3 separate regions of the Homo sapiens genome follow, and regions 1 and 2 are each linked to region 3. A link is a contact called in ENCODE Hi-C or POLR2A ChIA-PET data. All regions are on one chromosome and are shown on one strand. The core of a region is the stretch at or near the end of the contact, and the rest is flanking DNA. Distances in the headings are between cores, read along the strand shown. Region 1 has its middle 8.3 kb from the start of KRTAP5-6. Region 2 has its middle 35 kb from the start of MOB2. Region 3 holds the start of KRTAP5-3 (keratin associated protein 5-3).

What was found. Hi-C counts contacts between places; a loop is a spot of excess contacts on that map. ChIA-PET counts read pairs that join two places held with the same protein, here RNA polymerase II (POLR2A). Pooled maps may share reads with other maps.
Region 1: a loop to region 3 is called in a pooled map, with 2.1 times the contacts of the local background. The contact joins the enhancer-like site here to the promoter of KRTAP5-3 in region 3. A Hi-C loop is called at or near these places in 1 of 50 pooled maps.
Region 2: a loop to region 3 is called in a map with no recorded cell type, with 6 times the contacts of the local background. The contact joins the enhancer-like site here to the promoter of KRTAP5-3 in region 3. A Hi-C loop is called at or near these places in 1 of 37 single-sample maps with no recorded cell type and 2 of 50 pooled maps. POLR2A ChIA-PET finds 5 or more read pairs at or near these places in 5 of 52 experiments (Panc1, WTC11, activated CD4-positive, alpha-beta T cell and 2 more).

The regions. Positions count from the first base shown.
Region 1 is chr11:1,703,831-1,707,144 of GRCh38, forward strand. No RefSeq gene overlaps it. Among named protein-coding and RNA genes, the nearest start is that of KRTAP5-6, 8.3 kb to the left of the region's middle. Within about 2 kb of position 1,766, at least 2 of the 41 ENCODE cell types and tissues checked have a DNase peak (open chromatin) inside an H3K27ac peak, as active enhancers do.
Region 2 is chr11:1,520,206-1,523,799 of GRCh38, forward strand. No RefSeq gene overlaps it. Among named protein-coding and RNA genes, the nearest start is that of MOB2, 35 kb to the left of the region's middle. RefSeq lists enhancers at 1-315, 316-816, 1,754-2,003. Within about 2 kb of position 1,311, at least 4 of the 41 ENCODE cell types and tissues checked have a DNase peak (open chromatin) inside an H3K27ac peak, as active enhancers do.
Region 3 is chr11:1,607,181-1,610,802 of GRCh38, forward strand. KRTAP5-3 (keratin associated protein 5-3) reads right to left here and starts at 1,283. Exons shown (of 1, transcript NM_001012708.2): 1 at 385-1,283. The coding sequence starts at 1,205. The coding sequence ends at 489.

The DNA.
Region 1 (3,314 bases), core at 516-3,015, 97 kb after region 3:
TTATTGCAGCACTATTCACAATAGCAAAGACTTGGAGCCAACCCAAATATCCATCAATGATAGACTGGATTAAGAAAATGTGGCACATATACACCATGGAATACTATGCAGCTATAAAAAATGATGAGTTCATGTCCTTTGTAGGGACATGGATGAAACTGAAAACCATCATTCTCAGCAAACTATCGCAAGGACAGAAAACCAAACACCACATGTTCTCACTCATAGGTGGGAACTGAACAATGAGAACACTTGGACACAGGAAGGGGAACATCACACACTGGGGCCTGTCGTGGGGTGGGGGGAGGGGGGAGGGAGAGCATTAGGAGATATACCTAATGTAAATGACGAGTTAACGGGTACAGCACACCAACATGGCACATGTATACATATGTAACAAACCTGCACGTTGTGCACATGTACCCTAGAACTTAAAGTGTAATAAGAAAACATTTAAAAAAGAAAAGAAAATAGAATAGCCAAAACAATTTTGAAACAAGAAATATAGTTGGAAGAATGACATTAGCTGACTTTGAGACATTCCATAAAGCGACAGCAATGTAGACAGTGTGGTATGGGCAGAGGGGTAGACACACAGATCAAGGGAAAAGCACGGAGTTGAGATGTCACTCGCACACACAAGACTGCGCTAATTTATGACAAAGGGGCAAGACAACTAAATGGAGAAGTGTCTGCTGCAATCACAAAATACCTGTGACTGGGTATTTTACAAACAATAGAAGTACATTTCTCACAGTTTTGGAGGCTAGACGTCCCCAGATCAAGGTGCCAGTATTCTGCATCTGGTGGAGGCTCTTTGCTGTGTCCTTTTGGTGGAAAACATAAGGGGCAAAAAGGACCCAAGCTCATCCCCCCCAGCCCTTTAATGAGGCACTAATCTATGCCTGAGAGCAAAGCCCTGACTTGATCACTTCTCAAGAGACCCCACCTCTTAGTAACACCATAACAGGGGTTAAGTTACAGCGCATGAATTTTGGGGAACGCATTCATACCAGCGCGCGAAAGGAGAACCGTTTCCAAAAAATGGCATTGGAACAATTGAACCGCCGTAGACAAAACGAAAACAAAACCTCAACCTCAACCTCATACTTTATATAAAATTAACTCTATGCCCATCATAGACCTAAATGTTGAATATAAAACAATAAAACATTTGGAATAAAACAGGAGAAAGTCTTAGTGACCTTGAATAATAAAAACACACTGTGTAAGAAATAATAATGTGAGTGAAATTCAGTGTCCTTTAAAGATAAAAGGTCACGTCATAAGGAGAGAGACACACTTGGCAGTGCTCCTGGTTGCTGGTGGAGGACCAAGTGAGTCCTTATTTAGAAGGGACATTTTTTTTTTCTGTGCCATTTTCTTCATCGAACATTTAGTCCTTTGAAAGCTTGTGATTATCTTATGTTCAAATGCTATGAAATAATAAAGTCACAGGGCAGTCCCACTGCAGCGTGACAATGAGGGGGAACTCCAGAGATCCACTTCCATGTGAAACTGGTGAAGACTTTAAAAACAAAAACAAACGAAACCCCACCCCCAACAACCATTTAAAGCATCTGCAAATGGCCCTGTAGCCATTTCAAATAGAGAAACATTTATTCAAGAAAATCGACTAAAGCTTAGTGAGAACTGTGTGAGTCTGTGGTATCTGAGCCAATGCGTGTGCCCTCTCCCAGCCCAGTGAGACAGAAGCTCCACTCCAGGCTGTACAGCCAGGAATGCAAGACTATCTCTCCTCCAGTTTCTGTAATTGCCCGACAGGCTCTTCCCGCCCGCTGCACAGACAAAACCAGTTCACTCTGAGAACATGGTATTGCAGTAAATGAAATGTTTAATTAACGCAAGGCCTGCCAGGTGGAAGAACTGGAATGATCACTCAAACCCGTCTCCCTGAAGGCTTGAAGGTTAGGGTTTTTCCAGGACAGTGTGGTGGGTGGGGGGCTGGGGAATGGGTGCTCCTCATTGGTTGCGGGGGCAATCACAGGGGTGTGGAAAATGGTCCTTGTGCCCTGAATCTGCCTCTGGGTGGATAACAACCCCAAAGTGAAAGCAACCCAGACATCCTTCAACGGGTGAACGGTTAAACAAGTCGTGAGTCACGAGTCTGCATGGGGTCAGTTGGAAAACCACCTCAAAAGACCAATCTTAATTCTACCACAGTGATATTATCTATAGGAGCAACTGGGGAAGCCACAAATCTTGTGATCTCTGGACAAATGACTCCTAAGCAGAGGGGGATTATAGAAACTATGCCTATATTTTAGCAGAACTCATGCCCTCCTGTAATTCTAATCTTGTGGTCTTTCATTAGTCCTATAAAGGCAGTTTCAGCTCCCCAAAAAGGAGGGGATTTGTTTTAGGGCGGGACCGTTATCATCCTTGCTTACAAGTTAAACTATAAACTAAATTCCTCCCATGGATATAATAGAGGCAGGAGGCAGACAAATCCCAGGCAGATGGGGGTGGGTCCCCAGTGAAACCTCACCTTCAAGCCAAAACATCCTGAAACCTGCAGCCCAGAGTGAAAACTTCTATTCTTGTTTGCCTGCTCGCTCCGGATTGGTTCATTTTGAATAATGCCTTTTTAACCAATCAAATACTGCCTTTTCCAATACTACCTATGGCCTGGCCTGCCCCCGTCCTGGGCCTATAAAGACTCCAGACTCAGTTGGTAGAGAGAGAGAGAAGGCCTGACTTCAAGGAAGAGATCTCCTGACTTTGGGGAAGACGACCTGCCCTCCCTGTCCCCTTTCCAGTTCCCCTCTCTGCTGAGAGCTGTTTTCATTGCTCAGTAAAAGTCTCCACTTTCACCATCCTTCAATCACCAGCATGACCTCATTCTTCTTGGACGCTGGACAAGAGCTCAGGACCCACAGAGTGCAGGTACCTAGAAAGGATGTCACCCGGGCCCTTTGCCCTCGCCAGCAGAGGGCAGCTGCCCCACGCGATGAGGCCAGGGGCCGACCGAGCTGCTAACACATTGCCCTCCATTGGGATGTGGATGGTGGAACTATAAGAGCTGATTAGAGCACTAACACCCCCTCTGGGGCTTCGGGGTTGCGGGCACCCTTGTCTGGGCACTGCCATGTTCTCCTCGAGGTGACACACCTGGTCTGGCTGTGGGCCCCACGTGGAGTTTGCTCCCGTGTCAGCGTTCAGAGTGGCTGGCCAGATCCCACACTTGCTCGCTCATGCACTCCCTCCCGCAAGGGGCTGAGCATGCTGGGCCAAGTAGATGAGGAGCCTCTGCTGTGAGTCCAGCAAAGAGGCTGAGAAAAAATCCTGCATCA
Region 2 (3,594 bases), core at 61-2,560, 87 kb before region 3:
CCGCACTCCAGCCTGGTCTCTAAACAAAAAATAAAAACCAAAACAAAAAAACTATTTCGGTAAGAAATCTAGGCTGTAACAAGGCCATGTGGGGACTGCCCACTGTTTCTGCAGCTCACTCTGCGGGCCCGGGGTCAGATCCCCAGTTTCTCAGGGTCGTGTTCTGTTCCCTTTGCTCATCTCTCCTCCAGTCCCCAGGGAAGGGCTTGGTCTCCACGGCGTCAGGAACTAGACTGTGAACTTGCACGTCAATACTGAGAGTGGGGCTTCCAGAGAGCAGCCGTGCTTGCTGCCCTGCCCCTCTCAGGCTGCAGCCCAGGGAGATGCCACTGAGACGCTGGCCATCGGGCTGGCCACCCCCGGGCTCCCTCCATCCTCACGGTCCTGCTCTGTGCTGGCAGTTTCCACTGAAGTCCCCCTCCCAGTATGCAGCAAGCCTGATCTGCTATCACTCGCTCACACCATGCCTCCGTGTCTCCCCCACATCTCACATGAAGTAACTTCTGAGCCTGTTTCAAAGTTTATCCTGAACAGGGCGGGCAGTCTGGCCCCTTCACCATCTCTTTCTGTGTGGGTGCACCGAGGTGTCTCCCTGCAGAAGTGCATTCTATCCTATGCTGGGGTAAAGATGCAAGTCACTCTCAAACTGCTGAGAAAAGACCCACGTGCAGGTACTGAGAGAGAGAAAACGGCAAGGCAGATGTGGCAGAAACGCTGACACTGGCCAATCTGGGAGAAGGTATGCAGGAATTATTCACACTACTTTGGCAACTTCTAACTTTGAAATTATGTAAAAATTTAAAAATATAAACGTCAGAAGCAGCTGGGGCCAGGAGGTGGCAGATACCCTCGAGGGAGCAGCAGTGCATCTGACAGCCGCTTCTCCACAGCAACGCCGGAAGCCGGAGGTCGGCGGCCTCACGTCGAAAGAGGGCTGAAAGCAAGCCAACCAAGAACACGACACACAGCGAAAAGCTCTGCCAAGAATGAAGGACAACTGAAGGCATTTTCAGACAGAGACTGAGAGGGCGCCCCCAGCAGAGTCACCTGAAAGAAAATCCAAGAAAGCTCAAGGCTGCAGCACAAGCAGAGGAAAACTGGTCACAGACGCAAAAGGACAAACCCAGAAGGACAAAGGAGGAAGGAGAGGGTACAGCCAAAGAGATGGAGCACAAAACCAGCCAACCTAAATAAATACCAGCGTACAAGTAGCATGTGGGGGTCCGAAGTGTACAGAATTTAAAACACAGCAGTAGCATGTGGGGGTCCGAAGTGTACAGAATTTAAAACACAGCAAGTGCTCACAACTCAAGAGGGGAAGTACCCAGAAGCGGTCTAGTATCTTGGGTACTTCGGGGAGGCGGATAAAGCTGTTAATCAACATCAGACCCTGGAGGTTTAGCGTGTGCTGTAAGAAAACCACTAAAGGAGGGTGTGCACGGTGGCTCACAGTGTAATCCCAGCACTTTGGAAGGTGAAGGTGGGTGGATGGCTTGAGGCCAGGAGTCTGAGACCATCCTGGACAACACAGTGAGACCCTGCTTCTACAAAAAATCAAATAAAATAAAGTACCTAACTTCCAAGGCAATTTGAAAGAAGGATAATTAAAAAATAAAAAGAAGAAATTCAAACAAAGCATGGGAAGATGAAAAGCACAAGATGGGAGTTCCACACAGCAGCGAGCACACCAGGTGGAAAGGGTTAGCAAGGCGCCCTGACACCCGCTCTAGTGGCGCGGTGCTCACTAGACACCCGCTGTCACGTGCAGTGCGTCTAAGGCTTGGGGTTTTCCCGGGCTCACCCCAGGGGAGACGTGGTCAAGGGCTCTTTCCCAGGGCTCGGGGCCGTTTGCACGTCCTTCTTCATGAGGCATCTGTTCAAGCCTCTGCCCATCTTCTACGGGACGAGCTGTTTCTTGTTCTTTGTTGGAGCCCGTGGGGAAGTCTGGATCTGAGCTCCGGTAAGTTCTAGGTATGGTAAATTCCCCCTGCAAAAGTTGCTTTCTTTTTTTTTTGAAACAGAGTCCTGCTCTGTGGCCCAGGCTGGAGTACAGTGGTGAGATCATGGCTCACCGCAGCCCCGACCTCCTGGGCTCAAGGGATCCTCCCACCTCAGTCCCCCTGAGTAGCGGATGCCACCACGTCCAGTTAATTTATTTTTATTTATTTATTTATTTATGAGGTCTCACTATGTTGCCCAGCCTGGTCCTGAACTCCTGGGCTCAAGCAGTCCTCCAGCCTCGGCCCCTCAAAGTGCAGGGATTATAGGTGTGAGCCACGGTCCCCGGCCAGCCTTTTCAGTTTTTGAGGAATATCTTTGATAAACAGAGCTGCTTAATTTTAATGTAAACCAAATTATCTATCTTTTCCTTTATGATGAGTACTTTTTAGTCCTGTTTAAAAAAACTTTTCTTAACCCATGGGTCAAGAATAGCATCTTCTATAACAGTGCTGTTCAAGAGAAATATAACACAAGCCATAATCTGAGCCATGGATATAATTTTAAATGTTCTAATGGCCCCATTGAAAAGTAAAAGAAACAGCCAAGATTAATTTTATTTAACCCAACAGATGTAAAATATTTTCGACTTACAATCAATACAGAAAATACAAGGTGCCACTGTATTTTTTTCAGTCTAGCGTATTTTACACTCAGCACATCTCTAGCGCTGCCAAGCTACATGGCTGGAGGCCGTGCTGGACAGCAGTTCCAGAACCTTCTACACTTAGACCTACATTCTACTGGGCTCAATTATTCTTTGTAGGGTGTGAGGTACAGGCCAAGGTTTTTTTAAATATGGCTATCTGGTTGGCCAGCATGACTTATGAAAAAGACTGGCTATCTGTGCCATCTCTTTTTCCCTGTCTTGATCACTCTTGCCAGATTTTCCACTATATTCCTGTTTTCAAAGAATCCAACTCTGGCCTCGATGACTATATCTGTGGGAGACTGACTTTCTGCTTTGTTAACTTCTGCTCCAGCCTCATTTCCCTCCATCCACCGTCTCTGAGCCCAGCTACTGCTCCGAGAGTGACGAGTACCTGAGGGCTGTGAACCGCTCCTGGCCGGTGTGCACCCTGCAAGTCTCAGCATGGCATATTTTTGTTATCTTTCAGCTAAAAAGTATGTTGTAATTTCCATTACAAATTCTTCTTTGTCCCACTGGTTACTTGGAAGTGTGCTTCCTAATTTCTAAATACTAGGAGTATCACTTTGCTGATTTCTAGTTTAACTCCACTTGGGTCAAGAGCACACTCCAGAGGAATTCAATTCACCGAGATAAGCGGAGGTTTTGGTCAACGTTCCATCAGCGTGTAAAGGGGGCACACAGCCTGTCAGGGGTGGGTTCCCTATTCTTCCTGTCAGGTGAAATGTGTGAATCTGGCTTTGAAATCTTCATGCTGACTTGTGAGTACAGCTGAGCTGCTGGGACAAAGGCCCACCATCCCAGGCCCCAAGTCCTTCCCTGGTGTTAGCCCAGGGCAGGGGTCAAACTTCACCCTCCAACACCTTCCTGGGGCCCCAGCCATGGGGCAGCCCTGTTCTCACCAAGGGCTGTCGAGGAGCCGCAGGAAGGCAGGAAGAAGAGGAAGG
Region 3 (3,622 bases), core at 33-2,532:
CTGGGCGCCCCTCCTCCTCAGGAGAGGATCCTGGGGTCTCCAATAATTCCGAGTCCTCTAGGTCAACTCCAAAAGCAATCGGAGCGGTGGCAGCTCAGGCAGGATGAAGACGAAGCGGGGAGGAGCCAGGAGGTTGCGGGGACCGGGGAGAGGCGGCAGCAGGTCGGAGGATTCCAGTGTCAGCGTGTTTCCAGCAGGCTCACAGGAGGGGCCCAGGGATGTGGGATCTTGAAGCCCTGAGAAGGTTGAAGTGGTGGGGTCAGGAAAGGAAGACGGGATTCCGGGAGGGTTGATGGGCAGGACCCAGCATGCCAGAAGCCCTCATGACCTCAGAGGCTGAGCGGCTGAGTACTGAGCCCTGGACGCTAGGCTGCCTTAGTCCAGAGGAGGACAGATTCAGAGACGTGCTTCAGGAATTCAGGACACAGCTGCAATCATTCCTGGAGAGCCCGGATCTGTAGGACCCACTGAGGTTTGTGGGCAGAGCCTCAGATCTTGCACTGGCAGCAAATTGGGACACAGCAGCTGGACTGGGAGGAGCAGGGCTTGCAGCAGCTGGACTGGCAGCAGGATGACCCACAGCCTGAGGAGCAGCAGCAGGGCTTACAGCAGCTGGACTGGGAACAGCAGGGTTTGCAGCAGCTGGACTGGCAGCAGGATGACCCACAGCCTGAGGAGCAGCAGCAGGGCTTACAGCAGCTGGACTGGGAACAGCAGGGCTTACAGCAGCTGGACTGGGAGCAGCTGGGCTTGCAGCAGCTGGACTGGCAGCAGGATGACCCACAGCCTGAGGAGCAGCAGCAGGGCTTATAGCAGCTGCACTGGGAGCAGCCACAAGAACCGCAGCCCCCCTTGGAGCCCCCACGAAATCCACAGACCCCCTTGGAACCCCCACAGGAGCCACAGCTGGAGGAGCAGCAGACGGGCACACAGCAGCTGGAGCCACAGCCCCCCTTGGAGCCTCCACAGGAGCCACAGCCCCCCTTGCAGCCCCCACAAGAGCCACAGACCCCCTTGGAGCCCCCACAGGAGCCACAGCTGGAGCAGGAACAGGCTGGCACACAGCAGCACACGGGCTTGCAGCAGCAGACAGGTACACAGCAGCCGGAGCCACAGCCCCCATAGCCGGAGCCACAGCCCCCACAGCTGGAGCCACAGCCCCCACAGCTGGAGCCACAGCCTCCAGAGCAGCCAGAGCAGCCCATGGTTCTGGTGGGTTGAGGGTGGAGCAGGTAGAGGAGCAGGTGAGAGGGAGGTGTGCAGGTGTGGAGTTCTCTGAGCCCGGGCTCTTTATATTCCTGCCCAGGTGTTTATACTGAACACGTGAATACTTCTGTTGTTGTTTCTGCTATTTCACATGCACAAGTGTTATTTTTAATCTCTCCACAATCCCATGAGCCACCATCAGCTCAAGCCAAGCTGTCCTTTCCTTGGTTTCTAAATTTGGCCTCTTCCTCATAGGTGTTTCCCTTTGTTAGAAGACACTGGGCTCCCTCTCCAGTGGGTGTCCCAGGAGCCTGGGAGGCGGTGGTTGCTTGGCCGAAGGGTGGACCATTGTCCTTGGTGCTCAGGGCTCTCCTCAGCGATGCAGACCCTCCACCCCCTGGCATTGGTGTTTATATCAAGGATGGTCATTTGGTAAAAAATAAAATAAAATAAAAATTAAAAAAATAAGCTGAAAGAAAGGCTGTCTATAGGTTCCACCGCTTAAAAACTTCAAGTATAAATATTTTGTCAAATCTGTAAAACAAAGTTTTGAAGAGCATGGATTTGAGTGTGGCCCTGGTTCTCCTTTGTCTTTCTTACCTCTTCCTCCTGCGGTTTGGCTCACTCCTCCAGACACGGATTAGACCCACGTTCCCTTCAGGCAAGCTGGGCTCACAGAGGGAACAGAGGAACAGGACCCTTTCTAATGCTTTTGAGTTTTCCTCTATTAATTCTTTGTAAAAATTCTACAAATCAATGGATATTCTTCAAGTTTATTCTTCTTGAAGGCTACAAAAATTTTGATTAGCCAACCTCTCTAACACACTTTTATTTTCTAAAAGATTAATTTTAATATTTTTTTTTTGAGAAGGAGTATCGCTCTTGTCACCAGGGCTAAAGTGCAGTGACGCAATCTCGGCTCACTGCAATCTCTGCCTCCTGGGTTCAAGCAATTTTCCTGCCTCAGCCTCCCCAGTAGCTGGAATTACAGGCGCCCACCACCAGGCCTGGCTAATTTTTTTGTATTTTTAGTGAAGACAGAGTTTCACCATGTTGGGCAGGCTGGTTTCGAACTCCTGACCTCAGGTGAACCACCCGCCTCAGTCTCCCAAAGTGCTGGGATTACAGGTGTGAGCCACTGCACCCAGCCAAATTTTAATTTTTTATTAAGGTAAAATTTACATGCAGTGAAAAAAAATTTTTTTTCTGAGTCTCCCTCTGTCACCCAGGCTGGAGTGCAGTGATGCAATTTCAGCTCACTACAACCTCTGCCTCCCGAGTTCAAGCAATTCTCCTGCCTCAGCCTCCCAAGTAGCTGGGATTACAGGCACCCACCACCACACCCAGCTAATTTTGTATTTTTAGTAGAGACGGGGTTTCACTATGTTCGCCAGGCTGGTCTCGAACCCCTGACCTCAGGTGATCCACCTGCCTTGGCCTCCCAAAGTGTTGGGATTACAGGCATGAGCCACCAGGCTTGGGCTGCATTTTTTTTTTTTTTTTTTTGAGACGGGGTCGCATTCTGTCGCCCGGGCTGGAGGGCAGTGGTGTGATCCTAGCTCACTGCAGCCTTGGTCTCCTGGGCTCTGCACATATTTTGAGTGTACAATTCCATGAGTTCCGCTAAACATGTACTCGTGTGCCCATCACTCCAACCATGACCAACTGCTTCACCCCCAGAAGTTTCCCTTTCGCCGCCTTCCCTTCCTGCCCATCGCTCCAGGCACAGCTCTGCTGACCAGTTGTGCCTGTTGTTGAATGTTGCAAAAATGAAATCATTAAAAATGTACTCTGGTTTCTTTCCCTCACGATGTTATTCTGTGTGTCAATGATTTGCTCTTCTTCTTTTTTTTTTTTTTTTTTTTTTTTTGAGACAGGGTCTTGCTCTGTCACCCAGGCTGGAGTGCAGAGTGGTGCGCTCATGGCTCACTGCAGCCTCGACCTCCTGGGCTCAAGCGATCCACCTGCCCCAGCCTCCCAATGTGCTGGGATTACAGGCATGAGCCACCACGCCTGGCCTTCTTCTTCTTTTGTAATCACCGCATAGTGTTTCTGTAGCAGGGCGAGCCGCAGACAAGAACCCCTCAGACACTGAATTGTAGAAGGAAAGGGCTTTATTCAGCTGGGAGCATTGGCAGACTCAGGTCTCCAAAAACCAAGCTCCCCAAGTGAGCAATTCCTGTCCCTTTTAAGGGCTTACAACTCTAAGGGGGTCTGTGTGAGAGGGTCGTGATCGATTGAGCAAGCAGGGGGTACGTGACTGGGGGCTGCATGCACCGGCAATCAGAACGGAACAGGACAGGACAGGGATTTTCACAATGCTTTTCCATACAATGTCTGGAATCTATAGATAATATAACCGATTAGGTCAGGGGTCAATCTTTAACTACCAGGCCCAGGGTGTGGCACCGGGCTG